Regions from separate parts of the Mus musculus genome. Here all the other regions are linked to region 2. A link is a loop called in an ENCODE intact Hi-C map of the cell type or tissue named here. Cell type or tissue: heart. All regions are shown on one strand. Each heading gives the region's core, and the rest is flanking DNA. Links, peaks and the distances in the headings are about the cores only.

Evidence for each region. Hi-C counts contacts between places; a loop is a spot of excess contacts. Peaks named below come from ENCODE experiments on the same cell type or tissue, not always from the same donor. Only the 100,000 strongest peaks of a DNase experiment are listed, where the experiment ranks them.
Region 1: it touches region 2 in a loop (2.1-fold over the local background); 15 of 42 quality-filtered maps call a loop at or near these places.
Region 3: it touches region 2 in a loop (8-fold over the local background); 9 of 42 quality-filtered maps call a loop at or near these places.
Region 4: it touches region 2 in a loop (7-fold over the local background); 7 of 42 quality-filtered maps call a loop at or near these places.

The regions. Positions count from the first base shown.
Region 1 is chr1:133,034,905-133,043,050 of GRCm38, forward strand. It overlaps Gm41953 (a long non-coding RNA gene), which reads left to right. Exons shown (of 3, transcript XR_878532.1): 3 at 242-966. Among named protein-coding and RNA genes, the nearest start is that of n-TKctt25, 4.6 kb to the left of the region's middle. In heart, for the core only: a CTCF peak has its summit at 4,693 (motif pointing right); a DNase peak (open chromatin) is centred at 4,767.
Region 2 is chr1:133,303,156-133,311,301 of GRCm38, forward strand. It overlaps Plekha6 (pleckstrin homology domain containing, family A member 6), which reads left to right. Exons shown (of 27, transcript NM_182930.2): 27 at 1-280. It overlaps Golt1a (golgi transport 1A), which reads left to right and starts at 6,668. Exons shown (of 5, transcript NM_026680.4): 1 at 6,668-6,756. The coding sequence starts at 6,732. In heart, for the core only: CTCF peaks have their summits at 3,821 (motif pointing left) and 4,430 (motif pointing left); a DNase peak (open chromatin) is centred at 3,946; H3K27ac peaks cover 263 bases.
Region 3 is chr1:133,221,938-133,230,083 of GRCm38, forward strand. It overlaps a transcript of Plekha6 not described here. Among named protein-coding and RNA genes, the nearest start is that of Gm51648, 12 kb to the left of the region's middle. In heart, for the core only: a CTCF peak has its summit at 4,226; DNase peaks (open chromatin) are centred at 1,356, 4,244, 5,204 and 6,124; H3K4me3 peaks cover 1,196 bases; H3K27ac peaks cover 3,727 bases.
Region 4 is chr1:133,142,502-133,150,647 of GRCm38, forward strand. No RefSeq gene overlaps it. Among named protein-coding and RNA genes, the nearest start is that of Ppp1r15b, 15 kb to the left of the region's middle. In heart, for the core only: a CTCF peak has its summit at 3,632 (motif pointing right); no DNase peak of the experiment used is centred there.

The DNA of each region.
Region 1 (8,146 bases), core at 1,957-6,956, 270 kb before region 2:
GTGGGTCTGAGTCTAGATCCTAAGAAAGGGAGTTTAAACTTTTTTGTTGTTGTTGTTGTTGTTTTTTGTTTGTTTGTTTGTTTGTTTGTTTTCTAGACAGGGTTTCTCTGTGTAGCCCTGGCTGTCCTGGAACTCAGAAATCTCTCTGCCTCCCGAGTGCTGGGATTAAAGGCGTGCGCCACCACGCCCGGCTGAGTTTAAACTTTTTACATCTTGAGTTTTTCTTCTCCTCTCCTTTCAGCATCCCAAGATGAATCCTTTCAAAGCAAGATTTCTACACCTAAGAGTAGCAGACTGCAGGAGGATCTCTGTGAGTTGAAGGCCAGCCTAGTCTACCCTGTGAGCATGCCCTCCTGAACTCCACAGGGGCCCACATGACACACACACACACACACACACACACACACAAACATAAACATATATAGAGAATTAAAGCTAAAATAAACCTTAAAGATATAGTCAGTCTCCAGATCTACCGAGTTCTGCTGCATAGAGTACAGAATTATGAAAGCCCAAACACTGAGATAGGATTTCTCCTTGGTTGCTGAATACTTGAGCCTCCGAAACACAAAGAACTGCAAAATAGCTTAGCCTTGGTTGGAGAAATGTTCTTTTCCTAGAACTGTGTGGTTCTTTAAGAACAATGACCAGACCAGCTAAGGGATCCCAAATAGGCCTGGGTCTGCACACATGTGAGAGGATTAGTCAGGTCTCTACATACATGAGGAAATTGTCAGGTCTGTACACACATCAGGGGATTAGTCTGCCTTAGTTATGGTTTCATTGCTATGATAAAAACCATGATCACACACAACTGGGGGTTGGGGGGAGAGATTTATTTCTGCTTAGCGCTCCACATCACTGGGATGTCAGGGCAGGAAGTCAGCCAGGGCAGGAGCTGATGCAGAAACTTTGTAGGAGTGTTTCTTTCTGACTTGACTTGCTCAACCTACTTTCTTTTTCTTTCTTTTCCTCTTCTTCCTCCTTCTCCTCTTCCTCCTCTTCCTCTTTCTCCTCCTCGTCCTTCTTTTTTAGAGACAGGGTTTCTCTGTGTTTGGTGCCAGCTGTCCTAGAACTCACTCTGTAGACCAGGCCTGCATGAAACTCAGAGGCTGGCCTGCCTCTGCTGGGATTAAAGTCAAGTACCACCACTGACCAGCTTCAGCCGGATTTCTTTTTTTGTTTGTTTGTTTTTTTAAAATATTATTTATTTATTATTTATACAAGTACACCATAGCTATTTTCAGACACACACCAGAAGAGGGCATCAGATCTCATTACAGATGGTTGTGAGCCATCATGTGTTTGCTGGGAATAGAACTCAGGACCTTCAGAAGAGCAGTCAGTTCTCCTAACCGCTGAGCCATCTCTCCAGCCCCTTGTTTGGGTTCTTTTTGGTTGTTTTGTTTTGTTTTTTGACAGGGTTTCTCTGTATAGCCTGTCTGTCCTGGAACTCACTTTGTAGACCAGGCTGGCCTCAAACTCAGAAATCCACCTGCCTCTGCCTCACAAGTGCTGGGATTAAAGGCATGTGCCACCACTGCCTGGCTCAGCCTGATTTCCTATAGCATCCAGGACCACTAGCCTAGTCCTGCCCACAGTGAGCTGGGCCTTCCCACATCAGTCATCAATCAAGAAAACACACCACAGGCTTGTCCACAGGTCAATATAGTAAAAGCATTTTCTCAACTGAAGTTCCATTTTCTTGAATGACTCTGGGTTGTATCAAAGTTATGTATAACCAGCCAGCACACCCTCCAAATGCAAGTTTTTATTATTCTATTACATTTTCCATTGCAAATTAAATCTGAGGGAGCAAGCCCAAAATGTACAAGGACAGCTGGTCAGATGGTGCAGTGGGTTAAACACAAGCCTGTTTTAACACCATTAAAGTGATGGTGTACACATTTAATCCCAGCACTCGGGAGACTGAGTTTGAAGCCAGCCTGGTCTACAGAGTGAGTTCCAGGACAGCCAGGGCTACACAGAGGGAAAGGAAGGAAGGAAACAGGAAACAGTTGGGGGCTGAAGAGATGACTAGGTAGCTATGAGCACATCAGCTCTTGCACAGGACACAGGGAACTCACACAGCAGGCAGCTCACAACTGCCTGTAACTCCAATTCCAGGGGACTAATAACATCTGTTTTCCTCAGGACTCCTTCCTGCAGGCACCTGGAGCACAGGCAAACACACACACACACAACTAAACAAATCTTTAAACATATGCAAACAGCAAATAAATGCAGGACCTGAAGAGCAATAGGGTATTGTTAAGGCCTGGGTAACTAACTGCTGCCTGGTCTAGCCAGCCATTTTATGCTGTTATTACTGTTACGAATAAACTTTATCATGTGCTGTTACTACGGTTACTAGAAAACTTTCTGATGCCTGAGTTGATTGCATATTCTGTTATGTTTTGTGTTGGAGTCCAGGAATCGCCTCATAAGCCACACAAACACTGGTCTCAGTCAGACAATATTGAACATACACCCCAGGCCTAGTCAACCAGGGCTATGGTCCAGATTCAGGAACTGAACCAAGACCCTGAGTTAAGGTCCTACAGGATTTTTAAGCCCCAAATCCACAAACATCTGTGCCAAGTTGTTTCACCATTCAGGATTTAAGGATAGGGGGTTTGCTTAGGAACATCTCTTTGTTGTACACTTCTCCTGTTCCCATTGTTTGGGGTATTCAACTGTGGCAGGAGACTTGCCTTATCTAATATTCATATCTGTCTTAGTTAGGGTTTTACTGCTGTGAACAGACACCATGACCAAGGCAACTCCTATAAGGACAACATTTAATTGGGGCTGGCTTACAGGTTCAGAGGTTCAGTCCATTGCCGTCAAGGTGGGAGCATGGCATTGGAGGAAACGAGAGTTCTATATCTTGTTCCAAAGGCAAACAGAAGAAGATTGGCTTCCAGAGAGCTAGGATCAGGGTCTCAAAGTCCATGCCCACAATGACATACTTACTCCAACAAGGCCACACCTACTCCAACAAGGCCACACCTCCTAATAGAGTCATTCCCTGGGCTAAGCATATTCAAACCATCACAGACTTGTTCCTAAGGAAACCCCCTGTCTTAGTTAGGGTTTTACTGCTGTGAACAGACACCATGACCAAGACAAGTCTTATAAAAAAAATACTTAATTGGGGCTGGCTTACAGGTTCAGAGGTTCAGTCCATTATCATCAAGGTGGGAGCATGGCAGTATCCAGGCAGGCATGGCACAGGAGGAGCTGAGAGTTCTATGTCTTCATCCAAAGGCTGCTAGTGGAAGACTGACTTCCAGGCAACTAGGGTGAGGATCTTATACCCACACCCACAATGACACACCCATTCCAACCAGGTCACACCTATTCCAACAAGGCCACACCTTCAGATGGTGCCACTCCCTGGTCCAAGGATATACAAACCATCACACCCCCTATCCGTGAATTCTAATTGGTGGAATAACTTGGCACAGATGTTTGTGGATGTCAGGCTTAAAAGCTCAGTAGGATTCTGGATCAAGGTTGTGGTCAGCTTTGGAGTCTGCTCTGTGGTCCTGATCAGTCAGTCCGGGGTGAATGCTCAATAAACTATCCCCATCTGATTGAGATACATGTGGTTTGTGGGGTGACCCCGGACCCTGACAAGTATGATTTATAAAATGGACGGGACTAGAGTTTTCAATAAGAAAACTACATTATCAGAGTGGAGCTGAAGCAGTTGTCAGCCATATGGAAGAAACTGTAATGAGCTAAACAAATATCTATCTATTTAATTACTTGGACCTATTTCTTGAGCAAGTTATATATCTCAAGCAAGAAAAATGTTTCTCTGTCTCTTTGTTCGAGGTGTGGGATGAATCACACTCCCGGATTTTTGTAGCCCTGGGTGGCCTGGAACCTGCTGCTATGTAGATTATGGCTAGCCTCAAACTCCCAGAAATCTGCCTGCTTCTGCCCCCAGAGGGCTGGGATTAAAATTGTGGAATACTACACCTTGCACACCACATTTTATGGGAAGGGAAACAGTGCTTGTTCAGGATGCCTGAGAGAAACAGGAATAAAGAGACCTTCATGGTTTCCTCCCACAAAGGCCTTGTCACAGCTGGATGATAAAGCCAGATGTTTCAAGTTAAACTGATTAAATGAGATTGGCCAACCAGTGAACTGCTCACTGAGCAGGGTGGCCAGGAGGAACACAGCAAATCTGAAAGGAACTTGGAGAGCACATGCCACACTCGCTGGCAGAAGTGAAGGGAAATGGGGAGACTGTGGCCAGGCTTGGGGCAGGCTAAGGAGGACAACGTTGCTCTTATGAGACGTTTGGCCTGCCAGTGGTAGAGCACACCTTTGTTACCAGCACTCAGGAGGCAGAGGCAGGTGGATTTCTGAGTTGGAGGCCAGCATGGTCTACTGAGTTAGTTCCAGTACAGCCAGGGATCCATAGAAAAACCCTGTCTCAGAAGAGGAAGAAGAAGAGGAGGAGGAAGAGGAGGAGGAGGAGGAGGAGGAGGAGGAGGAAATTAACACAGCAGGGCCCATCTGAGGCAGCAATAAATGTCTCTGCTTTGCGTGTATGTTGTGTGGAAACACCATCACAGGTGTCGTCTCACACCTTGCCTTACCTAGAACCAAACATCTTGCCTGCTTCTTGAAACTGTTTCTTGCATGACTGCTGGATTTAATGTGTCCACTAGAGGGCAGGCTAAACTCACAAATTCTGCACATGGAGCATCTAGTTCTCTGGGGCTGCTGTTGTTTTATTTATTTTATTTTTGAATGTATGTGTATGCGTGCCTGTCTGTCTTGTCACTGTGTGATGAACACGCCTGTGGCGGCCAGAAGAGGGTGCTGAACCTCTGGAACTGGAGTTTCTTGGGCCACCTGCTGTGGGTCCAGCAACTGAACCAACTCCTCCGAAAGAGCAGCAGGTGCTCAATGGCTGAGCCATCCCTCTCTCTGTCTAGCCCTTGTTTATTATGAGTTTTGAGATGTCTATGTATCCCAGTCTAGCCTTAAACTCTTCATCCCCCTTCCTCCTCCCTGGAGTTCTGAGATTTCCAGTGTTCGATGCCAAGCCCAGGTGGGCCTTCTGTAGGTGTCACAGGCTTAATTTCACCCACTAATTATTTTCAGACTGCTGCTATTTTGAGTGTTTTTTGTTGTTGTTGTTGTTGTTGTTTTTTTTTTTTTTTTTTTTTTTTTTTTTTTTTCTTCTTTTTCGAGACAGGGCTTCTCTGTGTACCCCTGGCTGTCCTGGAACTCACTTTGTAGACCAGGCTGGCCTCGAACTCAGAAATCCGCCTGCCTCTGCCTCCCGAGTGTTAGGATCAAAGGCTTGCGCCACCACACCCAGCTCGAATTTTTTTTTTTTTTTTTTTTAAAGATAGGGTTCACTAGAGCCTGGAGAGATGGCTCAGCGTCAAAGTCACTGGCTGCTCTTCTAGAGGTTCAATTCCCAGCAACCACACCGTGGCTTACAACCATCCACAATGAGATCCTGATACCCTCTTCTGTCTTACAAGACAGAGCAGTCACATACACAACTAAATACATGTTTAAAAAGACAGGGTCTCATTGTGTAGCACCGGCTGGTGTCAAATTTATATTCCTCCTACACGCCTCACACTTTGCCAGAATTAATGTGTGTGCCCAGTTCCCACCAGTTCTTTTAGTGGTGTGTGGGGGAGTTAGAATGTGAGATCAATACATCACCATTAACTACCATCACTATGCTGTACATCAGAGTCCCCCAAATTCAAAGCTCAAAGTTTCTTTCCTCTGAATAATAACCTGTCACTCCCCTACCAGCACAACCTCAGCCCCCAACTGCTTCTGTCAGTCTAACTGTCTGAATTCCACAGAAGTTAAATCATATACTGTCTGTATCTCTTTATCTGACTTAACACATGGAGTGTGATTTCCCCCTATGTTCATTAGTGCAGATACAAATGAGACTTTATTATTATTATTATTATTATTATTATTATTTTAGGTTTCTTGGTGTAGCTCTGGCTGTCCTGGAACTCACTTTGTAGACCAGGCTGGCCTCGAACTCAGAGATCCACCTGACTCTGCTGAGATTAAAGGTATGTGCCACCACTGATAGGCAGTTTCCTTCATTCTTAAAACTGAAGAGTATTCTGCACTAGATAAGGATCAGTCATGTTTTCCTTACACGCTCATTTATTAATGGACCCCTTAAGGCGGGTATGTGGCTGTCAGGAATAATGATGTAATGAGAAGGCTGGCTTGGAATTCCCCAGCTGATCTGCTGACCTCAAAGGTACAGCAATCCTCCTGCCTCTGCCTCCTAAGGCTGTGATTACAGGTGTGTCAATCTGGCCTCTCCTGCATTGCTAATAATAGTACTCTAGCCTTCTAAACCCACAGTTTAGTGTCTGGCCCTGAAGCCATTTACAACAAATGAAAAAGTTGCATGCCTTAAAAAAGACTAGGGGGTCAAAAAGATGGCGCCACAGTTCAGAATACTGACTGCTCTTCCAGAAGACCTGGGTTTGATTCTCAGCACCACAAAGTGACTTACAACCACCTGAACTTACAGATCTAGGAAATCTATCCTCCTCCTCTGGCCTCTACAGGCAACGAGAATGCATTCTGTACACAAACAAACATGCAGCCAAAACACTCAGACACATAAAATAGTGATAAAAAGACATTTCAAGAAGTCTTCAATGGAGCCAACTGTAGCAGTGCAGGCCTGTAATTGCTGCACTCAAGAGGCGGTGGGGGTGTGCTGGGCGTGGTGGTGCACGCCTTTAATCCCAGCAGAGGCAGGCGGATTTCTGAGTTTGAGGCCAGCCTGGTCTACAGAGTGAGTTCCAGGACAGCCAGGGCTACACAGAGAAACCCTGTCTTGAAAAAAAAAAAAAAAGAGGCAGTGGGGGAAGGATTGTTTAAAAAACCCTCTCTTTCAACAAAAACAACAAAATTACCCTCCCCGAGAGAAAGAGAGAGAGAGAAATGGAGAATAGAAGACAAGAGAATCCAAGATATAGCTCAGTTCATAAAGTACTTGGCTTTGAAAGCTTGAGAACCTAAGCTCAGATCCTCAGAATCTACGATAAAAATGTCCAGCGTTGTGGTGCCCTTGTAATCCTGGAGACTGCAAAATGGGCGGATGGTGGAGATGCTCCAGAGGTCACGGGCCAGCTAGTTTCAAGCAAAGTTCCTTGCCTCTGAGGGTCCCTGTCTCAAACCATCAAACAAACAAACATGGAGGTGCTGTAAAGAAGATTCCAGTTAAATATTATTAAATAGAATATTTATTATTGCCTCCATAACAAATCCCCTTTACCCCTCAGTTAAGTGGACTTCAAAGCATACAGAGCTAGGACTAGGGCTATAGTTCAATGGTAGATTGTTGCCTCTCACGCATGACATAATATGTCCAGTACCTAGTACTGCCAAGCCAACTGCTAGGGAGCCGAGTGTGGTGTGCAATAGGTGTAATCTCAGCAGTTGGGAGGTAGAGGTAGGAGGGTCTGGAGTTCAAGGCCACCCTCAGCTATAGAGCAGAGCTACATCAGAGTTTGTCTAAAAAACAAAACCCCCTACTTCAAAACAAATGTCTGACCTTACAGTTCAGTAGGTTAGAAGTCCACCCAAGTCTCTGGACTGAAGCCTGGGTGTCTGTCACAAGGCTGTGTTTCTTCTGTTTTTTGTCTTTTCCTCACCTCCAGGGGACGTCCAGCTACAACCCGAAAGCCATCCACATTCATTCTTCTACCCTTCCTTCCATCATCCTGGGCATCTCTGGGAAGGACTGTCAGTTTTAAGGGCAGGAGTGATTAGACTGGGCCTTGCTGGATAATCCAAGATAAGCTTCTAATCTACAAACCTCTGATCACACCTGCGTTGCCTTTTTAAATACCGTCTTCTTTTGTGTGTGTATGTGTGTGTGGGGGGGGGGGCGGTGAGGGGGATAGGATGTGGTCATTCCTTCAACTGGAAGTTCTGCCTGCCTGGATTGAATACTGTGTGGGTGGCATGTGTGGGTTCTTCTTCCTCCTCCTCCTCCTCCTCCTCTTCTTCTTCTTCTTCCTCCTCTTCTTCCTCCTCCTCCTCCTCTTCCCTCGTCCTCTTCTTCTTTCTTCTTCTTCCTCTTCTTCTTCTTTCTTCCTCCTCCTCC
Region 2 (8,146 bases), core at 1,634-6,633:
TCTTTATTTAGTATGGAAGTGACCTTAGACAAAGAGTTAAGGTTAGATGAGCAGCCTCTCTGTTGGGACCACACCGTGGTAGCATCCCCTGAGCATCTGTCTAGCCGACCACCCTCCCCTGGAGAAGGGTCGCCTGGCTGAAGTAGGTGAGAACTTGCTCCCTCCATTCAGTGGCGGCAATCTTACTGGATTAGGTAGGAAGAACCCCAGGGAGCTCTGATTTGTATCTTGCAAGTTTGTATAAACCAATACCGGAAATAAAATGAGTGGTTTGTACCTGTGGTGTGTGTGTGTCCCTCTCTGCATCCGTGTCAGCCTTTCAACTGCTCTGTCCTCAGGCTCCACAACAGGTTACAGATAGGAAAGAGGATCAGGGCTGGGATGGGGTGGGGATGGGGGAACACTAGGCACAATACCTGTGACAGCTCTTCTCTGTCACTACCTCAACTGTGCCCCTCAACTTCTCTCCAAAACAAGTATTCAGAACTTGACGTAGAGAGGGTGTCCTCAGCCTGGAGCCAGGGTAGTTGTCACAAATTAAAGTTGGCTAATAGCAGCATCAGGTGATACCTTCCTTGATTTGCCTCTGATGTTGATGGATAGGAACATAGAAGAAGAAAAAAAATCTTAACTTTGTCAATTACTACGCAGTAATTGACAGCTCTGTGGCTGATTTGGGGCATGAAGGTGTGTGGGTGGTGGGTGGGCGACCGAAAGGGCCACCTCATTTCTCACCTAGGCTAAGCTGAGTGTGAAGGACTCTGAGAGACCTTCTCCGTTGGAAGTCTTATTATGAGGAATGGTTCAAGAAGCCATATAAAGTTGGGCATGGCACACGTCTGTGATCCCAACACATGGGAGCAGAAGCAGGAGGACTGAACATTCCAGGCCAACTTGGGTTACATAGAGACCGTGTCTCAAAAACAAACAGGCTGGAGAGATGGCTCAGTGGTTAAGAGCACTGACTGTTCTTCCAGAGGTCCTGAGTTCAATACCCAGCAACCACATGGTGGCTCACAACCATCTATAATGGGATCTAATGCCCTGTTTTGTGTGTCTGAAGACAGCTACAGTGTACTCATATTAATAAAATAAATAGCAAACTGTTCCCTTTAATGTCACACCCTGTCTGCATCTCTACAGCAAGAGCTCTTCTTATCATATATCTTGGTGACATCCCCAGGAGAGCTGTGAACCAAGGGCTTACAGCAGGTAGCACATGCCTATCATAACAGCACTTGGAAAGCTGAGGCAGGAGGATCTAGAGTTGGTTTTTATTGCAGGGAAGAGACAACATGGCCATGGCAGCTCTTAGAAAGGAAAACGTTTATTTTAGTGCTAGCTTACAGCTTCAGAGGTTTAGTCCATTATCATCATGGCAGAAAGCGTGGTGGCAGCGGGCAGACATGGTGCTAGGGAGGTAGCTGAGAGTTCTACATCTTAGCCTGAAAGGCAGCAGAGGAAGATTGTGCTCCACACACCTGTGATCCCAGCACAGCAATCAGGTCACAGCTTGATAAGACCTCATCAAGATCATATGAGACCTCAAAGCTCATCTACACAGCGACACTCTTTCTCCAATAAGGCCATACCTACTCTAACAAGGCCAGACCTCCTACCACTCCCTAGGAGCCAGGTATTCAAACAGATGCGGTCTATGGGGGCCATTCCTACTCAAACCTGCACAACTGGGGAGTTAGGAGCACTTGCAGAGGACCCAGGTTCGGCTTCCAGAACCCACAAGGCAGCTCACAACCATCCATCTCTAACTCCAGTTCAAGAAAATCCGGTGTCCTAACCTCTGAGGGCACCAGGCAAGCCTGCAGTGCTGGCACATACTCAAAATACTCATATACTGAAATAAAAATAAACCTTAAACGACAAAACAATTCAAAACCGGAAGCTCCACAGGCAAGAGCTGCTCTGCCAGAGAACCTGAGTTCTGGGTTCCTGAGTTCTGGGTTCCTGAGTTCTAGGTTCCTGGCCGGCACCCACGTCAGGCGGCTCGCAATGGCTCGTACGTAACTCCAACTGCAGGGGATTCAGTGCTGCACTCCAGCCTCTGCATACATATACAAGCACATAAAAAATACATCTTTTTTTTTTTTTTTTCAAAAAACAGGTCGAAAAGAAGGCACCTTTGAGGAGATGGGTGTGCATAGGAAAGCTGGTCGCATTCTAGACCCTGAGCATTCTAGACTCTCTCTCCGCACCCTCATTAGACCGGAGCCTGTGCCAGGTGCCTGAGGGGAGCTATGCAGTCATTAAGTAGCACCCAGTATCACTGACTCTTCAAACAAGAGCGTATCCGCTCATGGGATGAAGATGCCTGGTATCCTCCAGGGGCAGCCCTACCCACTCCTCCTCAGATCACCCAGTATGTGGCCTCTGCAGTATGCCCTTGCAGACAGCTGCTCTGGAACTGTATATACGATTGCTTATTTCTTAGACGTGATAGGTCAGGCAGGTCCCAGACCCTGTTGGCCGGGGTCACACACCTTGGTCCAGCTATACTCGAGAGCAGTAGTTCTCAACCTGGGGGTCACGACCCTTTTAGGTGTCGAAGGGTCTATCATAGGAGTCACCTAAAACCTTAGGAAGACACAGATGTTTACATTACAATTCATAACTAGCAAAATTACAGTTATGAAGTAACAATGAAAATTTAATTTTGTGGTTGGGTCTTGCGCGCGCTCAACTGGACAGGAAGACCGACGCTGCAACAGGATCCTTCTGCACACGTTTATTGGGAGAGCTTGATTGTAGAGGCGAAAAGACTTCGAGCCCAGAACTGGTGCTGCTTTTATAGGCCTAGGAGGGGCGTGTCTCACACCCGGATTGGTTATGCACTAAGCCTCATTTGCATGTTCCTCATCTGATTGGCTACTCTCTCTCAGTACCTTACAGAACCTCATTATCATGCCTCATTTGCATGTCTCACATCTGATTGGTTATACTCTCAGTACCTTACAGAACCTCATTATCATACCTCATTTGCATGTCTCACATCTGATTGGTTATACTCTCAGTACCTTACAGAACCTCATTATCATGCCTGGGCCAGGCAGTGTCTTTGCAAAAAACTTTACTGCATATGTACACATTGGTTGTTTGTCCAATCTTATGCGTGGTGGCCAGCAGTAGTCAGTGCCACTCAGCAACGGCACATGTGGCTTCCCACAGTTGGGGCATCACCTCAACATGAAGATCTGTATTAAGGGGTTACAGCACCAGGAAAGTTGAGAACCACTGGTCTAGAGGACCCAAGGCTCCAAGTCTAGAATCTAAAGCAGTAATTTTGCTACTGTTATGAATTGTAATGTAAATCTCTGATATGCAGATGGTCTTAGGTGACCCTGTGAAAGGATCATTTTACACATACACACACACACATACACACACACACACACACACACACACACACACACATACACACACCATTGCAAGGGCTCACAACCCTCAGGTTGGGAACCTCTGCCCTAGAGCAGTCCTAGAATGTGGTCCAGAACTGAGGTGTTCTAAACAGAGATATCTGGATCAGTGACTGGGTTCTGCAGTCTCGGATTCTTCATCTGATGATAGTGTCTATTCCTAAGAAGTTCTTGAGAAAGGAAAAGAAAAGAAAGGAAAAGAAAAAAAGAGAAAAGGGATGAAAAAGCACTTTTGAAAAGTTGAATTCATTTACAATCATGGCAGAGTGTAACGGTGACATGAGCCAGGCATGATGGTTGGAAGGATGAATGTTTAATTAGCTTCTTCCTTTTCTAGCTAAGGCTTTGCTGGAAGACTTGCTGGCCAGCCAGGCCGCCTCTAGGGCGCCCCCTCCTGCTCACAACATGCATCACTCTTTCCCATGGTGGCCAGTTGAGAAAGCAGCCACAGGCTGAGGTTCAGTCTGGCTGTTCTATGGCCAGACTCCTTCCTCGGGTTGGCCTTGTGGAGGTCCCTCCCCAGGAGGGTGGATGGTGGACTCCCAGCTCCTGTGGCTAGAAAATCAGACCAGGAGTGTCCACTTCAGAGGTCTCTTGTCCCTGCTCCTGGGTGGGCTACATTGGAAGTGATGGAAAAGAGTATTCCTAGCTGATATTTGATATCTTTTGGGAGCAGTTTAAAAGCATAATTTTTAGATATAACAGCCTATTAATAGAAGACTAATAACAACGATAGTAATTTATATAACTATACTAGAATGTTAATAGCAATAACTATCTCATTAGTGCTTATATGATTAATCAGGGTGCCCAGATCAATGCACTGGTATATGCTTCTCAGTAATGCCCGCCGCCCCAGTGTGGTAGGTACTATTCTTAGCTAAGAAACTGAGGTACAGAAATTTTAAATAGAAACCCTAAGGTCTCATGCATGACATTAGAGCTTTCCGGTTTTAATGGCTGTCGTACTGCCCCCTAGTGGGTGTTTAGAAGATTTGCAAGAGAGCCTTTAGCTGGTTCAAGCATGGACAGCAAATCCCTGGCTAGCTTTTTCGTTGTTGCACTGAGCAGCACAAACATCCAAAATAAGACTTGCCTTGGTCCTCGGCAAAGCTCTTTAGAGTGTCAATGCCTGAGCTAAAAAGCGCTTCTCATATAAGCTTATTCAATGTCAATTCATCATACTACTAAAATGTTTGTGTGGGGTTTTAAGCTTTTTAGAATAAGTTTCATAAGCACCTCTGTGAGATTATTGTGAAGAAACTTCAATGGACTGTGACATAGTCTCGAAATTATCAAATAATATGTGTACTGGCAACACATATTATTATTATTATTATTATTATTATTATTATTATAGCAGTTTATAACAGTTCCTGCAATCGAGAGTTCTTTCAGTGTTGTCAGACTGTGTTGCTGAAAAACAAAGACACTGGTTGCAAAGCATCTGCCCAAGGTGAGCAGAGCACCCCAGAATCATTGAAGAGAGTTCTCAAGCCAGTGGCTCTCAACCTGTGGGCCATGACCCCCTCAGGGGTCATACATCAGATATCCCAAATATCAGATATCAACCTGTGGGCCATGACCCCCTCAGGTCATCAGATATACTGAATGTCACATATTTACATTACAATTCCTAACAGTAGCAAACCAACAGTTATGAAGTACCAACAAAACAATTTTATGGTTGGGGGTTCACCACAACATGAGCAGCTGTATTAAAGGGTCGCAACCTGAATTTGGTTTCCAGCACCCACGTCAGACAACTCACAACACCTCTAACTTCAGCTCTAAAGCTTCCTGTTCAACAGGTACCTGCACACACACACACACACACACATGCACGTGCACACACACACATGCATACATATAATTAAAATGAATAATGATAAGCCAGGCATGGTGGCACATGCTGTAATTCCAGCACTCAGAAGGCAGAGTTCAGAAAAATCTTTGTGAGTTCCAGGTCGGCCTCATGTACATATCAAGTCTCAGGACAGCCAGGACTATGTAGTGAGACCTTATCTCAAAAAAAGTACTAAAAACTTTCGTATTTTTCCACTCTTTACATTTTCCCTTAATTTTTAAAGATGTTCCGTTGTATGCAGAGGTCAGAGGACAATTCTGTGGCGTTGGATCCCTCCCTCCAGCTTTATGTGAGTTTTCACAGCGCCTTTATCCTTCAGGCCTGACCCTTTAAACTTAAAGTTTTATATAAACCCTGGTTTCTCTATCTTTGTCTGATGCTATCAGGGGATCCACTCCTGGTTGCCTTTCTTGGGTTCCCTTGCAGGAGCAGCAAGTGGTCCTCAGTGCTGGGCTGGCCCCTGAGGCCCCATCTGCCTCTTCGCCAGGCTTGCAGAACACGGAATGATGTGCCCATGTCTATCTAGCTACTCAGTGGATCGACACAGGTTCCCTATCTATCTCGTCTTCTCCTGAGAACAATTCTCCACCTGCTCAACCTCACCACCCCATCAGGGCACTGCGGGGGCGGGGTGAGATGAGGGACAGGGAGGAACTTGAAGTCTCTGCTGCCTAACTCCACGTGACACCTACACCCTTGGTTTATATAAATCTGACTCCCCTTAGGTCTGATATAAGTTTTACTCATGAGTCTGTGCCCCTAGTATCTCTCACGTGTGCTAGCACAAAACAACAAAATAAATATATAGGCCGGGCATGGTGGCACACGCCTTTAATCCCAGCATTTGGGAGGCAGAGACAGTGGGATTTCTGAGTTCAAGGCCAGCCTGGTCTACAGAGTGAGTTCCAGGACAGCCAGGGCTACACAGAGAAACCCTGTCTCGAAAAACCAAAATAAATAAATAAATAACCAGCACATTTTAAAGCTGGGTGTGGTGACACATGACTTGAATCTCAGCACTGGGGTGGCAAAGGCAAGTGGATCTCTGTGAGTTCAAGGCCAGCCTGGTCTTCATAGTGAGTTCCAGTCTAGGCAGGAGAGATAGTCTTAAAAAAAATAAAAATAAAATCCGAAGGGCCGGGGCGCCATTCCACCTCTCCGAGAAAACCAGCTGTGCCCAGACCCTTGCCTTTCCATTCCCACGTTGTTCAGAGGAGGTGGGCCAGCAAGAACTTTGTGAATGTTAGTTTCAGAACAGGTCTGTACCTTTAAGTAGCCATTTGTGTGGGGAATGTGGGAGGGTGAGAGTTAATGATTTACCTGCGGCTCTGTCCCTGTTGCCAAGGGTCAGCCACCCTGGAACATGCTCAGGCTCGGTCCTCTGGGCTCTCCACTAGCCAGCTGACCAGGAAGGCCCCCCCGTGGACTGAAGCATGATCTCCATCACCGAGTGGCAGAGTGAGTGGCCTGGCTGGCGGGAGCCCGTGGGGCTGTGGAGGGGTCCCCACTAGGGTGAGTGAACACTCGCTCTTCCCAACCTGGTTCTTCTGCTGGGACCTACAGATGTGACCTCTGGAGCCAGCGGTTGGAAGCTGCTCTGTTGGCATCCTCGAAGCAGCAGGGGCGGGGCGGGGCAGGTGTGACCTCTGCCTTGTAGAGGGTGGGGCCACCCGAGGCAAACTCACAGCAGGCCGAAGCCCATCTCACCTATAGTTCTGAGAACTTGGATGCCTCTGCCCATTCAGACATCACCCCAAAACCTCAAGGTCTTTTGTGGCTCTGGGTCTGTATCCTCACCCCAAACATCCCTACTTTTCCTTTAGGGGAATTAGGTAGGAGGTGGCCTGGGAGGAGCCGATTGTCCACAGGGAGGGGAGAGCTAAGGTCTCACTGGCTGAGCTGCTTAGCTTCTGAGCCTGCTTTCTCTCAGTGAATCTATGGTAACATTTGCTTTGTGCCAAGCACTGTGCCAGTACAGACGGGAATATCAAGACTAAGGCAGGCATGCCCTCTGCTTACCTTCTAGCAAGGGAAGGCAGCCATTACCTTAAGAAGTGACTGCCTAGCAGGTCACATAGTAACAAGAGCCAGCCTAACACAAAACTCTTTACTCTTAAAGGGGCCGTGGAGTTTGAAGGATGTGAATGCGTGTGAGGGTATTCATATCCTCTGTCCAGGGAAGGCTTTGTTGCAAAGGGCCATTAATGCAGAGCACTACAGGAAGTGAGAAGGTAGGCTATGCAGCCGTCTGGAGGCAGAATGTTCCAGGAAGAGGAAACAGCCAGCACAAAGGTCCTGAGACATTGCATCTGCGGTGTGCGAGCCCCAACCAAGAGACTGGTGTGGCTGAAACATTATAGGCAGAAAGGTAGCCTATGCTGGACCACTGTATTAGCCCATGCTGGACCAGTGTGTAGACAGCAAAGGTTAGAGCATATGAAAAGCTCATTCTGGCTGCTGAGGTAAAGTAGACTGTAGAGGATGGAGCAGCAATGAAGAGACCCTTCCAAGGCGAGAGAAGACAGGGCCAGGATGTGAGCCGTACAGAGATAGGAAGTGGTCCTGTGGGCCTGTGTGGAGGAATTTTCTGGAGTGGAGATATGGAAGGATAAAAGTTAAGAATATTTCTCTGGTGCCTGGGGAGTGTCCCAGAAAAGAAGCCGAAGTGGGAAGCAGGAGCCAGGTCTGAAGGGGCTGGGCGCCCTTGTCTCAGACATCCTGGATAGACTTCAGGCAGGGAGTTAGAGGGTAAGGGTCTGAACTCCAAGGGACTTGTCCAGAAAGAGAAACATGGAAGTCACCAACACGTAGATAGCTGATGCTTAAAACCAAAAGAGTCCCTAGATCC
Region 3 (8,146 bases), core at 1,189-6,188, 82 kb before region 2:
TGTGGCCTAGGTACTGTCCCTTTGGAACCCCCACCCCTACCCTAGGTATCAATACAGGCATCTCTGCCTCCGGCTTCACTGTAAGACAGGTCATAGGCAGGTAAAGGCCTATGCACGGAGAGATAAAGGCACAAGGAAGAAGATGGGATGTGGCCCAGGGAGAGCCCAGGGCATGAGGTTAAGGGGTTGGATACATCTCACTCCTTGCTTAGGATATGTGTTGCTACAGGACAGTGGCAGGTATCTGTTCATTGCTTTGATTGACTTAAGCTAGGGGCAGTGGTGACCCGGTAGGTAGAGCCAGTCTAGTCTTTCCCATGTCCCCCTGTGGTTTTGCTCACAGACTATTTCCCCTCCTTATTTCCTGGACAAGTGTTGGATAGGATTCGGGAGACCTCAGACTCTTAAAAAAAAAAAAAAAGAAAAAAGAAAACTTCTCTTTACAGGGACCCTCCCTCTCTTCCCCTCTTCGATGGCTCCCAGAGTAGATGGGGCATTCCATTTAAAAGGTGAAATAGGACAGGGTGAGCCAGGTGCTCTCCCCAGTTGTCTCAGTTAGAAGGGACAGCTGCTGCCCACTCCCGCTATCTCATCATGGTCTTGAGCACACCCACATGTCCTCACTCTAACATGCCAGAGTGGCCAGACATGGCCCTGGAGCCATGGAGAAAGGCCAGACAAGGAAGCAGCCTCCCACAAGGCTGTTTCTCTGGACCCCTTCACTTGCCCACCTAGGAGGGTTGCCAGGCCCACATTTCTAGGAGCCCGATTAATACTGTGAGCTGCAGAAATTGCACCCTGTGGGAGTGTGAAGTCTGTGCCAGTGGATAGTAGGAGGGCAGCTAGGGACACTTCTCTGCAGTCAGGCAAACAACAGGGACCTTTCCAGGAAGCCGGGGGAGAGGGAGCTGTCTGTGAGAGGCTCCTGGGTGCCTGTCAGCAGGCAGCTTGAACCGGTTTTGCATTTGCCGTTGATTGCTTAATTAGACACCCACACAGCTCTCCCGGCTAATGACCACAGCTCCCAGAAGATACCCACAGACAAAGTGTGGGTAGTACAGGGCGTTCCCTAGGACAGCCACCCGAGAGCAAGTGTCTCGCAGGCAGAGCATTGGTGATTCCTCTGGTCCTACAGCCCTCTTGTTAATGATAGAAGAGAGGAAGAAGCAGGAGGTTTAATGTGTGCACTCCAAACCCCAGGCTAAGATCTCCCCTCTTGGGAAACTGGCAGGACATCCCAGTGTCCACAGAGTCCCTAAGCCAGGTGAGCTGGAAAGTGCTGGGTCTGACAGGCCACTGTGCACTGTGGTGGGGACAGCCATGGTGGGTGCAGCCATCTTTGTGAAGCAGTGTGGAGAGGGAGCCCATGGGAACTTCAGCCACACTCCATCATTGGGGACCTAGAGCTCCAGTTGCCCAGACAGCCAGGAGCACCCAGGAGTTGAAGCTGAGTTTGGAAGTGACTGAAGGGCTCTGCTTGGAAATGTTTCCAAGCCCCTGAGAGGACACACACACTAAAGGACATATGCTGGTGATTTGCTCCTCATGGCTTGGGGCTGCCTGCACGTCCATTCGCTTTTCTTTTGTGCCAATCTAAGCACTCTTCAGTGCATTTGCCGAGGAATAGGACCGGGTGGGACTCTGGACAGAAGACCCCCAACCCTGCTCCCTGTTCTCCTGAGGGCTGCAACCTGCTGTGAGCCCTGCAACTCGGCTCCTGCTCAGGCTGAAGGCAGGCAGCTGAGCCAGGGACAGGCCACACTTGTCCTCCTCTGGTGGCCGAGATGTGAGCATTTTGGGTCTGGATGGCTTTTGGCCCGTTTTCCCCCAAGCCAGGAGGGAATGGATGCCTCCAGAGGACAGAACCTGCAAAAGGCCTGCCTGCTGTTCGCCTCTTCCAAGCTCAGGAACTCTGTCTTGGGGTGGGAAGGGGGGCTTGGCAAACAAAGGGAGTGGAGGGAGGGAGACGAGGAAACAAGTGATCCCACCAACAGTGTAGTCTGACTGCTTTCATGTTGGGAAGCAGGAAAAGGCATAATATTCAGTTTTATTCAATTAAATGTGTGTGTTGAGTGTATTTGTGCAGGTGTGCATGCAGGCATGCTCACTTGTGTGAGTGCATGGGGGGCAGAGGTCATTGTCCTGTGTAGTCTTTAGTCACTTCTCTTTATTGTTATTGTTATTATTATTATTATTATTATTATTATTATTACTGGGAAAAGGCTTTTTAATGAACTTGGGACTTCCCATCCAGGCTGCTCAGAGTGAGCAGCAAATCCCTGGGAGCTACCAGTTCCTACCATGCCAGCGTTAGGGTTACAGTTTGGTGTCACCAATGCCCAGTGTTTCATGTGGGTGCTGGGTGTGTGTGTGTGTGTGTGTGTGTGTGTGTGTGTGTGTGTGTGAGAGAGAGAGAGAGAGAGAGAGAGAGAGAGAGAGGGAGAGAGAGATTATTCCATAACAAACCTCCCTTTTGCCTACCTCAGATCTACCCCAGTCCCCTTAGAATGGCCTTCATTACCTGTGCATACTATGCTCTTCCTAGGATACAGAAGATGCACTAAGTTAAGGAGTGGGTCAGCTAAGTATGATTGTGAGCTAAACACAGCCTACTATCTAATTTTGTGTGCTCTGTAAGGTAACAGTGGTGTTTATATTTTAAATACCTGGAAACCCACCAAAACCAGATTATCATTTTGTCAGCAGCTCTGTGGGTGCTGGGAAATGAACCCTGGTCCTCTACAAGAGCAGCCAGGGCTCTTAACCACTGAGCCATGCATGTCTCTAGCCCCTGAACACTATTTTGTACACATAAAAACTACCTGAAATTCAGGTCTTAGTGAGACTTTTGTGGACACTCCCATGCTGTCCCATTTCTGTCTGCTGCTGCTCTCCCTACCCTGGGAAAGCTGATATGGTGCAATGGAGACTCTGTGCCCTGGAGGTTGACATCTACCCTTTAACCTAACATTTGTTGACTTCAGTTCTAGCCATCTCAGTAGTCATAATCATTTTTAACCCAGTATTGGGGATGAAGCTCATTGGTAGGACATTTATTCAGTATGCACAAGTTCTTGGGGTCTCCATTCACTCACCCCATTATTTGAATTCAAATAGTAGAATGCTAAATTCACTTCACCTTCCACTCACTATCTCTTGGAGACCATGCCATATCAACCATTGTCAGAGGGTGGGTAAGCTTCATTTGACTTTAGAGAGGCTAAGTTTAAGGAGAAGCCTGGCTGCCCTGGAAATGCTGAATAGGAAGTTGTGCTCCTGGAGATCAAGCGTGGAGCCTGAAAATGGAGCCCATGAGAGACAGTGGCAAGGAGGTCAGCCACCTGAGTCTGTCACCTTGGCCTACAGATCAAATATTTCCCTCAGCAGAAATGAAGCATTGCATTGTGCCGACTGGGCCAGGGCCACTCCAGAGGTCACCAGGCTGGATGTCAGAAAGTGGACAGAGAAACAGGAAACCAAGCCTTGAGGGAACAGTAAATAGTAAGGCTGTTGACTGGTCTCTCCTGAGTCAGAAGAAAAGCAATAAAGTCGGGTGTGGCATTGTGATGGGGAGGGACAGTGGATACCTGCTGAGTGTCTGATGTACACCTCCTGCCTGCAACACCTTCTCTTATTGAACCGGTACCCTGAGGTAGCATCCTTAACATCATTTTACAGATGAAGACATTTAGACTCAGAAGTCAAGGGACCATTCCCCAAAGTCAGCAAGTAAGAGTATTGGGCTTTAAAGCTTTCTCTTTCCCTTCTGCCAACCAAGGATGCCAAGTCGGGCTGGCAGTCCCTCTCCAGCTTTGCCAGGCCATTCCATTTCTGGCTTCTACATTTGTCACCATGACTGCTACCATCTTTTGCCATTCTCATGTTTCCTGATTGGGTTGTCTGTGCCAAAATAAGGGAAGGGGGTGGCCCTCTGAGGGTGCTATGCAGAACATTGGAAAAGGAGAGGAGAGAAAGGTGTATTTTAAAACTTCTGTATGTCAGACCCACATCTTCTACCAGAATGATTTAAAAAACAAATCTCAAAATCTTTGCTCCTAAGCTGGGAGTTTGGCCTGCATTGTTATGGCTGTGACCACTTTGGTACCAGGACCTGAACTGCTGGTGGGGATTGGGGTTGAGAAAGCGGTAGACAGCTCCTGGCAGGACTGTCTGTGTGCTTGCTCAGTTGGCTGGGCTTGCTTTCAGGAGCTACTGCAGCTAGGGGGCTGTCTGCTACTAGGGAGCAAGCCAGGAGCACCGGAAGGCAAGGTGGGCAGTAGGCGGCAGGCTGGGGAGCAGGGCCCTGCTAGGTTATGTAGGACCCAGCCAACCTGCAGCTCCAGACTCCACATATCACCTTTTCAGAGTTCTTCTCTTGGGTTTTCAGCCAGTGTTTCTTCAGTTAACACCGGAGGGAGGGGAGAGCAAGAGCTCTGATGCGAGAGCCTTGCCTGAAGGCTGGGGAAAATTCTTCATCCCAAGCTCCTTCTCTTTCTCATGGGAGCTGAAGCCGAGGCAGCTGTCACAGCTGCCACCATGGGCACATTTCTTGCAACAGGAGTGCTGCTTCTCCTCTTCTCAGTCAGCGAGTGCTCTGCGTCTCTCAGCTGGGCTCTAACTCTCAGCATAAAAGGTAAAATTAGGGAGCTTGGAAGTGTTAGCTAGGAAGGACTGGGGCTACCCAAACCTTCCAGGGAACATCAGAGAGGACTATGTCACCGTAAAGGGGTGTCCATTCTCCCTTACCCCCTCTCCCTTTCAGGTGTCCCCACTTTTCTCCTAACAAATACGATCCTGGATCCCTCGACCTTGGGGCCTCCCATGGAGCTATCTCATTTTTGGAATGAAATATGGATATCGATGTACTCGGAGTAAGGGATCAGAGAGAGGCCTTACAGAGGTGGGTCTGTAGTGGAGTGTCCAGTGAACTCATGTCTCTGGGAGAGCTTTGGTGTGGCAGGCACTTGGCTCCCTTCTGGTGTAGCTAAACTAACCAGTGGCTTCCGGCACGATCTCCATGTACAGTTACTTTGAATCAGCAGGGAGAGTCAGAGCTGTGAGAGACAAATGCCAGGAGCACTTTATTCTCAGTGCAGGGCAGGAGGGAGGCCAATGCCTTAGGTGGGTGGGGCTGGCATTATGCCTGGATATGGATATTTGGACGGGAAAGTGATTAGAGGCGGAGGGTGAGGCTGGCTGAATGCTGTTCTGGGTTTGCGTGTTATCAAGCCGCAAGAGGCAGAACTCGGCAGACTACCTAAGAGAGGTTGATGGGCAGGCGGCTTTGGTTTGCTGCCAGGGCCCATTTGAGCTGTAACTGGCCTTGTGGGCAGCACATGCTGTGAGACAGGATTTAGCCGGGATCTGGCTGGGATGGTGGGTGGGCCAGGATGAATGGGGCTCAGCGAGAACATGGAGGTTGGATTTGAAAAGTAGATTTAGGGGTGATGAGATATGCATTAGAAGAGCTAGAGACAGACCTGGAGTGGTTGGAAATGAATATCAGGGGGTGCTGGGGGATGTTCTAAAGTTGCAACCGCCCAGGAGTTCTCGGCTCCCTGTGGAGATGTAATCTGGAAGAGAAAACCAGGGTTGCCTGCTGCCTTTGAGGAAATCAGTGTTTGAGTGTGTGATAGGCAGTGTGAATTTGGCAAAAACAGGAACTCAGTGCCTTGGGGTGGGGATAGGATGGGCCAAGCACACTGCCCCTCAGTAACAGTGTAATTAGCAGTTTGTGTGGTGTGGTTATTTTTTAAATTGTGGGAATTTAAAGAAAATATTTCTCATTTATGTCACCAGCTTCTTCTAAATAGAATTTCCAGTATTGACTGCTTGGTAGAAGCCTCCGTGTAGGGTTCTGGCCCACAGGCAGCAGCAACAATCATTGGTTGTATCAGTATTCCAGCTCAGAGCCACAGCAATGTGTGTCTACTCTGCTGTCCTAGCCCGTGCGGGACATCAGCAATGTGTGTTCATCTGCTGTCCTTGCCAGTGCGGGACATGCATTCTCAGCTCTCCCTCTCTTGGCACTGCATCAGGTACAGGATGGGTAAAGGTGGAAGGGAGCCGACTCTGACCCTCATGGGGCTCCCTGTAATAATGCAGGGAGCACCTATTCCCCCGGTGCAGATGAAGAAGGAGCTGAGAGAGGCTGCCCTCTGTGAGTCGGTGGGAAGAAGCAGCAAACTCATGATCCAGTTCCTAACCCAGTTCCTAATCACGTGCTGGTCCTGGTGCACGTCCCTCTGGTCAGTCAGCTCCGTTCTTTATGTGCCTCCCTCTGCTGGTTCACCCCAACCCCCACCCCCACCCCAGCCAAATGTAGAAAACACTCCTTTGGGTGGAGAAGCCCTACTCTGTGGCCTCCAACTGTGTCTTGCTGATGGGGTGCTCACAGCCACGCCCACAGCCTACTGAATATCTCAGGTATTATTTATCACCTCAGCCAAATTGTCTTTCTGTCTTCAACTTGAATTATTTAAAATGTAAAGAGGACAATAAAATTAGAGTCTCATAGAAGCATGGGGATCCAGGGTGGAGAGGGAGCCTCGGTGAACATTAAATCATAAAGTTACCAAACCCTTCCTGGTGCTCTGTAGTTGGCAGTGGTATCTTCCCAGAGGCTAAGCTAACATGCTTGTGGTTTCCACCCCCACCCATGGCCAGCACCAAGGGAGGCCAAAATCTCCAAAGTTTAGGATCTTTTTTCTTAACTCTTATGCTCAAATTAAAAACAGTCATAGAGAGGTCATCTGCCCTTTGAGTCCCAAGGTTTCAAGTTTTGGCTTATGGCAGATAAGATGAATTAAGAAAAGCAAAGAGAATGTATTTTTCTTTTTCTCTTTCTTTCTTCCTTCCTTCTTCCTTTCCTTTCCTTCCTCCCTTTCTTCCTTTTCCTCTCCTTCTTCTCCTCCTTCTCCTCTTTTTCCTCTTCCTCCTCTTCTTTTTGAAAGCAAACTGTATTTCGTGTGAAGGACTTCTCTTGTGATGCGAGATGTGTTACAATATCCTGAGGTTACAGCTTCCTGTCTTTTCATGGTGGACAGTGAGGAGAGATGGTATTGGGCTTTATGATTTCCTTATTTGGCAAAAACCAAAAGCTTGGCAGCCTTACATTGGTTCCTCAGATTTCAATATTTGAAGTTTTACTGGCCCATGTAGTCCACAGATTTTGCTTCCAGCATTTTCTCTAAGCGGATCCTCTGCTAAGGCCTCCTTCGGGCAGCCTCCTGCAGGCTCAGTTTCTGATCCCATCCTGGCCCCTTTCTCTGCAGCCCTCACGCCCAGGGAGTTCAAACTGAGTTTTGGCTTCCCTGCAGTTCCCAAGATAAAGGAGGTTTCCTCTCCAAAACAAGGCCACTGGCCAGGGGTCAGCTCTTACTTCCTCTTCCGTGTCCTGGATGACTCCAATGGAGACTCCTTTCCAGCTGCTGGGCTGGGGCTTGTAGCTCCTGTCCAGAGTCGTCTTTTAGAAATGATGATATCATCTGCCCTCGGAAACCACAGAGGGGATTTGTGGAGTATATTTTGGGAGCGGTACACAAGGTCTGTTTTGCACTTGGGAGTCTTGGTACCTAGTATCAGTCATTTATAAACATCTCTTTATGTGGCTAGGGAAGGGACATTTACAATGTTCAATTTCTAGTGCCTGAAGTCTTGGCTTCTCCTGAGCGCTCAACTATAGATGGTTACTCTTCCAAATCGGAGGCTCCCAGAGGCCTTAGAGCATCAGAATCATTCCCCTTCTGAGGATTTAGACCTGAGAGTCTGAAAAATATGTGGGATTCCCCAGGCAGGTCCCCAGTTACCAGACCCTCAGGCTTGTGGTTTCTCTGAACATGTGTGTAGACTTGTAGGTGCAGAAGCATTGGGGGGAGATTAAGTTGGAACCACCCTGGAAATTGAACTGGATTCTCTTTTTCTGAGGTACATTTTTTGGTCCTTTCTCAGAAGCACAAATTAGGCTCTTCTAGTTCAAGAAATTTCTATATTAGGCAGGTTGTTATGTTGAAGGAGTATGTAGCAGACCATAAGCTCTCCTTGGGCACAGAGAAGTGTGGTGATCTTGTCTGAGGTTGCATAGGGCTCTGGTCCCAGAGGTCAAGCCCAGGTGCCAGAGAGTCCCCTCTCTGCAAGGTTTCTGGAA
Region 4 (8,146 bases), core at 1,282-6,281, 160 kb before region 2:
ATCTCACCGGCCCTCTTTCTTTCTTTCTAAAAAGATTTATTTATTTAATTTCTGTATATGAGTACACTGTAGCTGTCTTCAGACACACCAGAAGAGGGCATCGGATCCCATTATAGATGGTGGTGAGCCACCATGTGGTTGCTGGGAATTGAACTCAGGGCCTCTGGAAGAGCAGTCAGTGCTCTTAACCACTGAGCCATCTCACCAGCCCCTGACTGTTTACTTTCTAACTATTTATTTTCTATGCGTAGGTGTTTTGCCTGCATGTATACCTGGCTGTATGAGGGTGTTGGATCTCTGGAACTGGAGTTACAGGCAGTTGTGAGCTGCCATGTGGACACTCGGAGTTGAGTCTGGGTCCTCTTGAAGAGCAGCCAGTGTTAAGGCTCCAGCCCTTTGATTTGCTTTCTAACACTATGACCAAATGGGGAGAAAGGGTTTCCTAGACGTGTACTTCCACATCAGCGGCTGTCACTGAGGTAACTTGGGGCAGGAACCTGAAGGCAGGCACTGAAGTGGCTACCACTGAAGTCACTGCTTACTGGCTTGCTCTCCATGGCTTGCTCTCCTTGGCTTGCTCAGTTTGCTTTCTGAGGACTACCTGTCCAGGACGTAAGAATTAAAGTACAGGCTGGGCGTGGTGGCACACGCCTTTAATCCCAGCACTCAGGAGGCAGAGGTAGGTGGATTTCTGAGTTCAAGGCCAGCCTGGTCTACAGAGTGAGTTCCAGGACAGCCAGTGCTACACAGAGAAACCCTGTCTCAAAAAACCAAAAAACCAAAAAAAAAAAAAAAAAGTACAATAAATAAATACATGAATAATCAATCAAGAAAATGTACCACACACCTGCCTCCAGGCCATCTAGTGGGGGCACTTTCCCAGTTGAGATACTGTTTTCCAGATGACTAGCTTGTGTCAAGTTGTCAAAAAAAAAAAAAAAAAAAAAAAAAAAAAAACCTAACAAGGACATTAAGCCACCATGCCTGGTGACATTTTCACTACTATTTTCTAGCGTTTGGCACGCTGGGGCCCGATTCACCTGCAGAAGTATCCCGAAGGTGTTCAGGATTACCAGAGTGTCTGTAGAGTCAGGGGTTGCTGCTGACTACTTAATGGGGCTCAAGCCAAAACTGAAGTAGTCCCAGAAGAATTTTTCAAAAGACTTATGGGGATATATAGTCTAAAAAAAATTTCTCTTTTGACGTGCCAGACTAGAGAGACGGCAGAGAGAGTTCTAGAACAGCCAGGAATATACAGAGAAACCCTGTCTCCAGGATATGAATGTTGTGTGTTGTATGTGCATGTGTGAGAAAGAGGAGAGAGAGACAGAGATAGACAGAGACAGAGAGACAGAGAGACAGAGAAGGGGGAGGGAGAAGGGGAGAGGGAGAGTTTATGATTTGATGGCCTCTTGTGGCCTCTGAGGGCGCTGAATGCATGCAGTACACAGGTGTAGGCAGAGCATGTACACACCAAAAAATAAAATCAACTTTTCAAAAGACAAATACTTTTTTAATACAAGGTCTGGAACTTAATATATAGACCCAAGGCTCTTTAAAAAAAGGGGGGGGGGAGGCAGGCATGGTGGCGCATGCCTTTAATCCCAGCACTCAGGAGGCAGAGGCAGGCGGATTTCTGAGTTAGAGGCCAGCCTGGTCTACAGAGTGAGTTCCAGGACAGCCAGGGCTATATAGAGAAACCCTTTCTCTAAAAACAAAACAAAAAACAAAAACAAAAACAAACAAAATAATAATAATAATAAATAAAAAAAGACAAAAAGACAAAATCTCACTCTGTAACACTAATTGACTAGGAACTCACTATGTAGACCAGGCTAGCTTCAAATTCAGAGACCCTTTGCCTCCTGAGTGCTGGGATTAAAAGTGTACACTACTATGCGTAGTCAGGCTGGCTTCCATAATGTTTTTTTAAATTAATTATTTTATTTAAGATGTATTTGTGTGCCCGGCGGTGGTGGCACATGCTTTTAATCCCAGCACTCAGGAGGCAGAGGCAGGCAGATTTTGAGTTTGAAGCCAGCCTGGTCTACAGAGTTCCAGGACAGCCAGGGCTACACAGAGAAACCCTGTCTCGAAAAACCAAACCAAACCAAACCAAACCAAAAAAAAAACAAAACAAAAAAAAAAGATGTATTTCTGCATGTATGTCTGTGGACATGTGTGTGTAGTGCCTGAGGAGGCTAAAAGGAGATCCCCTCTAGAACTGGAGTTATAGATAGTTGTTAACTGACAGGTGGGAGCTGAGAATTGAACCCAGGTCCTCTGGAAGAACCCAGATCTATTAACTCAGGGGCCAACTCTCCAGCTTTGATTTTTTGTTTTTTAGATTTATTTTATTATTATATCTTAATACACACTCTTGTTGTCTTCAGACACACCAGAAGAGGGTGTCAGATCTCATTATGGGTGGTTGTGAGCCACCATGTGGTTGCTGGGATTTGAACTCAAGACCTTCGGAAGAGCAGTCAGTGCTCTTAACTGCTGAGCCATCTCTCCAGCCCCTTGGTTTTGTTTTCGAGACAATTTCTCAATGTGTAGTGGGGCTTCCAGGCTTGGAACTCATTCTATAGACCAGGTTGGTCTCAGACTTAGAGATCTACCTGCCTCTGCTCCACACATACTGGGATTAAAGGCATGCCTTGCCAGTTTTGTTTTTGTTTTGTTTTTTTTTTCGAGACAGGGTTTCTTTGTATAGCCCTGGCTGTCCTGGAACTCACTCTGTAGACCAGGCTGGCCTCTAACTCAGAAATCCGCCTGCCTCTGCCTCCTGAGTGCTGGGATTAAAGGCGAGCACCACCACGCCCGGGTCTTTGGTTTTGTTTTAAGCAAATTTCAATAGCCAGGCCTGGTGGCTGACTCCTATTGTCACAGTATGGGGAAGCTGTGACACAGGGAGACTACTGAAGTCACTCTGCAGCCAAGAGTGACCAGTCTCAAAACAATCAAAACAACATCATACACATGCTCACACACGTGCACACACACACACACCCCAGGAGAAAATTACCCTCTGGCTCTCAAATATCACTTTTAAGAAACACTTGAGGGCCTTATTTATTCTCCGTTCCTTGCCCTCCTTCTCATATTACCAATTAAAATTACAGCTTTCTCTGACCTCACCTTGTCAACATTTCTAGTTGTTTCTTGGCCACTCCTCCACCTATCAGCAAACTTCTTGAGAGTAGTGGTTGGCGTGAGCGGGTATACAGAAGTGTGCCTGGGGGCTTCTTGTCGATAACTATGTGTTGAGTATGTTCATTGTCTTCACGTCACCTCTCATTTAGCCCTTACTGCAATGTGGTCGACACAGCAATGTCTGTTTAGAATCAGACAGGCCACAACTGGGGATGGAAATAGACATAGAACTTAAAGGTCCTTGGAGAAAAGCTACAGTAAGGTTTAATTTGTAGAATGTAATTATAAAACTCAGTGTGGCCAGGGACACAACATCAATTAATTTAAATGTCACTGATAGGGTTCCTGTTAATTTATGAATTCAAACGTGAACAAATCAGTGGGGGCTTTTCTTTTCCAGAATTAATACGATGTATGAAAAGACTATATCACCCTGGAGACTGCTAACATTGACTTTGGATTCCCAGCAATGCTCCTCTGAATCCACAAGATGGCGCTGACTCACCAGGTCAGAGTGACGGATGGGCCGGTGGTTACTGACAGTCTAATGGCAATTGCTCCCTTGGAAGGTCTCCTTCCTTATTGAACAACCCCTGCCTGGCTCTGGCTTGCCTGCCCATTCAAGCCTGACTCCACCTTCTTGAGGTGACTACCCGGAAGTGGGGCTGGTCCTTATTAGAAACCCAAAGTTTATATTTGAACACAAATAAACGAGGGTGTTCTTCCTGCTAAACACAGCAAATGAGTGAAGGGGCTCGGACAGTTTCTAGAGTTTTCCAGCTATAGTACTTGCCTCCTGTGCGCATTCCACCCTGGGGCAGTGGTTCCAAGGGAGTTGTACACATGACTGGCCTGCGAGGAGGAAAAACACGAGCCATTTGATTGTGCGCACACACACATGCGCACACACACACACACACACACACACCCCGCCCCGTGGCAACTACACAGCCAAGGCCAAGCAGACTTAAGGCTGTACTTTGGTGGGTTGGTATTGGCCCCAAATGAGCCAAAGTCAGATGTAGATGAAATGCTGCTCTACGTCCTTCCATTCTGTGTCCCTGAGTCAGTCCTCCGCGTGTTTGCATATGATTTCCCTGTACCTGCAGTGACCCAGGCGACTTCCTGCAGTATCACCCAATGCATCTCTCTTGGTTTGTTTGATTTGACTTCAGAAAGAGGATGGGCACTTTCCTTTGTCTGGGAATTTGCATAAAAGGTTTCTTTTTCTTGTACTTCTGATCTTTTTTTTTTTTTTTTTTTTTTTTTTGAGAAGACGGTGCGGGGGAGCGTGCAGGGTGTGGGTGGGTGGGGGATGGGGGTTAATGGGGGGGGGGTAGACAGTCACCTTTAAGTAGAGTTCCTTCTCCAAGATAACTTTCCAAGAGTGACCTCTCAGTTGGTGAGAGGTGGGGCCATGGGAGTGGAGGGTTGGTAGGGGTGGGGTGTACCCAACATTGCCTGAAGGAGGATGCTTTTTTTGTTTGTTTTGTTTTGTTTTGTTTTGTTTTGTTTTGTTTGAGACAGGTTTCTCTGTATAGTCCTGGCTGTCCTGGAACTCACTTTGTAGACCAGGCTGGCCTTGAACTCAAAAATCTGCCTGCCTCTGCCTCCCAAGTGCTGGGATTAAAGGCTTGTGCCACCACGCCCATCGAGGATGCTTTTTATAGAGGCAAATCCTGCTGGGGAATCCGGGACTGGGGGGCAACTGTGTGCTCCTGCAATTCATTTTCTACCTTGGCCCAGGTGGATGAGGAATTAGTCCACTAGTGCCCCTTCCTACCCTCCCACTCCGCACAGACCGCTTCAGGGCCCCTGGAAGGTTTGCCTCTCTTGATCAGGTTTCATTTTTCCTCTAAAGGTTTCCTGGTGATGATGTCATCTCTATGCCCAAAGGGTTCCTGAGAGTCTCCTACAACCAAACAGCCCTCATGCCAAGTTGCGTTGTAACAGTAGCTGTGTAAACACTACCACAGTCAAAATTCCCCTCTTGCTCTTTCGTGTCTAACCCCAGCTCCAACCTCCAGATTTGGACAGTTGTTTGTCTGCTTGGGTTTTTATTTTAAAACGTTTTATAACTCATCCATTTGTTATATTTTAATTCTTTATTGTTTAGATGTACACTGATATTTGTTGTTGTTAGTTTTTTTGTTTGTTTATTTTTTTGAGACTGTTTTTTATTTTGTATAGCCCTGGCTGTCCTGGAACTCACTCTGTAGATCAGGCTGGCCATGAACTCAGAAATCTACCTGCCTCTGCCTCCCAAGTGCTGGGATTAAAGACATGTGTCACCACTGTCCAGCCAGTATGTGGTTTCTTTTATACCAGAGCAAAGCAGGAAATGAAGACACAATTGCCATCATCACGTCTTAATCCTTGGAGACTATAACCTCCCAAGATTGGTCTGAAGGGTCTCAGATTCCATTAATTAAGGAATTCCTCAATTCCACCATATTTAAGTAGTGTAGGCACTGTAGTTAATTTCGGTTTTTGTCCGAAGTCATTTCTTGGGTCTTTCCAATAAGATTAGTCTTGCACTTGGCAGTAGGTGATCACGCGTTCTTTGGTAACATGCTTCAGCCCCTCTCCCATGAGCAGCTCAGCTTCCATGCAGTCTGGACACCAGCTCTCCCTCAGGCATCCTTGGAACCTCTGACACGGCAAGAATAGTCTTGTCATGGCCCTCCTTCACAATCTGGTCCACAGCCCGGGTGAACTTTAAGCCAGACACACTGGCCACCTTCAAGGTAGCCACGGCTACTCTACATTTATTTATTTTGTGTTTATAGGTCTTTTGCTTGCATGTTTGCCTGCACCGTGTGTGTACAGTGCCCAAAGAGACCAGAAGAGGGCATCAGGTCCCCTGGGAATGGTTATGAGCTGCCATGGGGGTGCTGAGAATTGAACCTGGGTCCTCTGGAAAAGGAGCCAGTGTACTTAACTGCCAAGCCATCTCTTCAGCCCCTAATTTTTTTAGATTTTGAGACAGAGTTCATGTTGCCCAAGTTAGTCTCCACTCACTACATAGTCAAACATGACCTTGAACTTGACCCTCACTCTTCCTCCCACCCGACAAGAACAGAGATTACAGGCTGTGCCACCATACCAGGCATGGTGGTTTGAATAGGAACAGCTCCTATAGACTCATGTTTGAATCCTTGGCCATAGGGAGTGGCACTACTAAGAGCTGTGGCCTTGTTGGAGGAAGTGTGTCACCCTATAGGTGGGCTTCGAGGCCATATATATTTAAGCTACATCTAGTGTGGTACACAATCTCCTCCTGGCTGCCTTTGGATCAGGATGTAGAACTCTCAGCTCTTCTAGCATCATGTGTGCCTGCATGTTGCCAGGCCTCATGCCATGATGATAATGGACTGAACCTCTGAACTGTAAGCCAGCCCCGGTTAAATGTTTGCCTCTATAAGAGTTGCCATGGTCACGGTGTCTCTTCACAGCAGTAAAACCCTAAGACATCAGGTTTATAAGCAGTTTTTTAAAAATGCATTCTGTGGGTTCGAGAGATGGCTTCACAATTAAGAGCACGGAAAGCTCTTGCTGGAGGACCTGTGTCTGGTTCTTAGCACGCCACATTGATGATTCACAACTGCAACTCCAGCCCCAAGGGTATACAGTGCTTCTGACCACCAAGAACATCTTCATGTATGTGCACAAACGCACAAACCCACACATACACACAGTTAAAAATAATAAAAGTAAGTCTTAAAAATATTTTCTAGAGAGGCTAGAAGATGGCTTAGTGGTTAAGAGCACTGACTGCTCTTCCAGAGGACCTGTGTTCAATTCCCAGCAACCACATGGTGGCTCACAACCATCTGCAATGAGATCTGATGTCTTCTTCTGGTGTGTCTTAGGACAGCAATGGTGTACTCACGTAAAAAAATAAATTAAAAAAGAATCTTTAAAAAATATTTTCTAAATGTAACTCTCTTGATATTTTTTGAAGTTTTTTTTTTGGAGTTTTTTTGAAGTTTTTTTTTTTACTAGATATTTTCTTTATTTACATTTCAAATGTCATCCCCTTTCCTAGTTTCCCCTCCAAAAAAATCCCCTATCCCCTTCCCTCTCTTTTTTTTTATATTATTTATTATATGTAAGTACACTGTAGCTGTCTTCAGACACTCCAGAAGGGGGAGTCAGATCGCGTTACGGATGGTTGTGAGCCACCATGTGGTTGCTGGGATTTGAACTCCGGACCTTTGGAAGAGCAGTCGGGTGCTCTTACCCACTAAGCCATCTCACCAGCCCCCCCCCATGATATTTTTTGGACAGGTATTTCCTCAAGTGTGTGTCTTATTGTTTTGGGGGGATTTGGTTGTGGCTGGGGCTTTTTTGCTTTGTTTTTAAATTAGATATTTACTTTATTTACATTTCAAATGTCCACTTTCCTGGTTTCTCCTCCAAAACCCCCCTGTCCCCTCTTCCTTCCCCCTGCACACCAGGCCTGCTTCCTGGCCCTGGCATTCCCCTATACTGGGTCATAGAGCCTTCACAGGACCAAGGGCCTCTCCTCCCATTGAGGGCTATCCTCAGCTACATATGCAGTGTTTTTTTTTTTTTTTTAAATTAAAGATTTATTGGGATTGGAGAGATGGCTCAGAGGTTGAGTACTGACTGCTCTCCCAGAGGACCCAGGTTCAAATCCCAGAGTCCACATGGCAGCTCACAAGTGTCTGTAACTCCAAGACCTGATACCCTCACACATGCGTGAAGGCAAAACACCAATGCAATACAATAAAAAAATTAATTTAAAAAGATGAATTTTTGGGCTGGAGAGATGGCTCAGCAGTTAAGAGCACTGACTGATCATCCGGAGGTTCTGAGTTCAAATCCCAGCAACCACATGGCGGCTCACAACCATCTGTAATGAGATCTAATGCCCTTTTCTGGTGTGTCTGAAGACAGCTTCAGTGTACTCACATATAATAATAATAATAATAAAAAAAGATGAATTTTTTTAACACATGGGGTG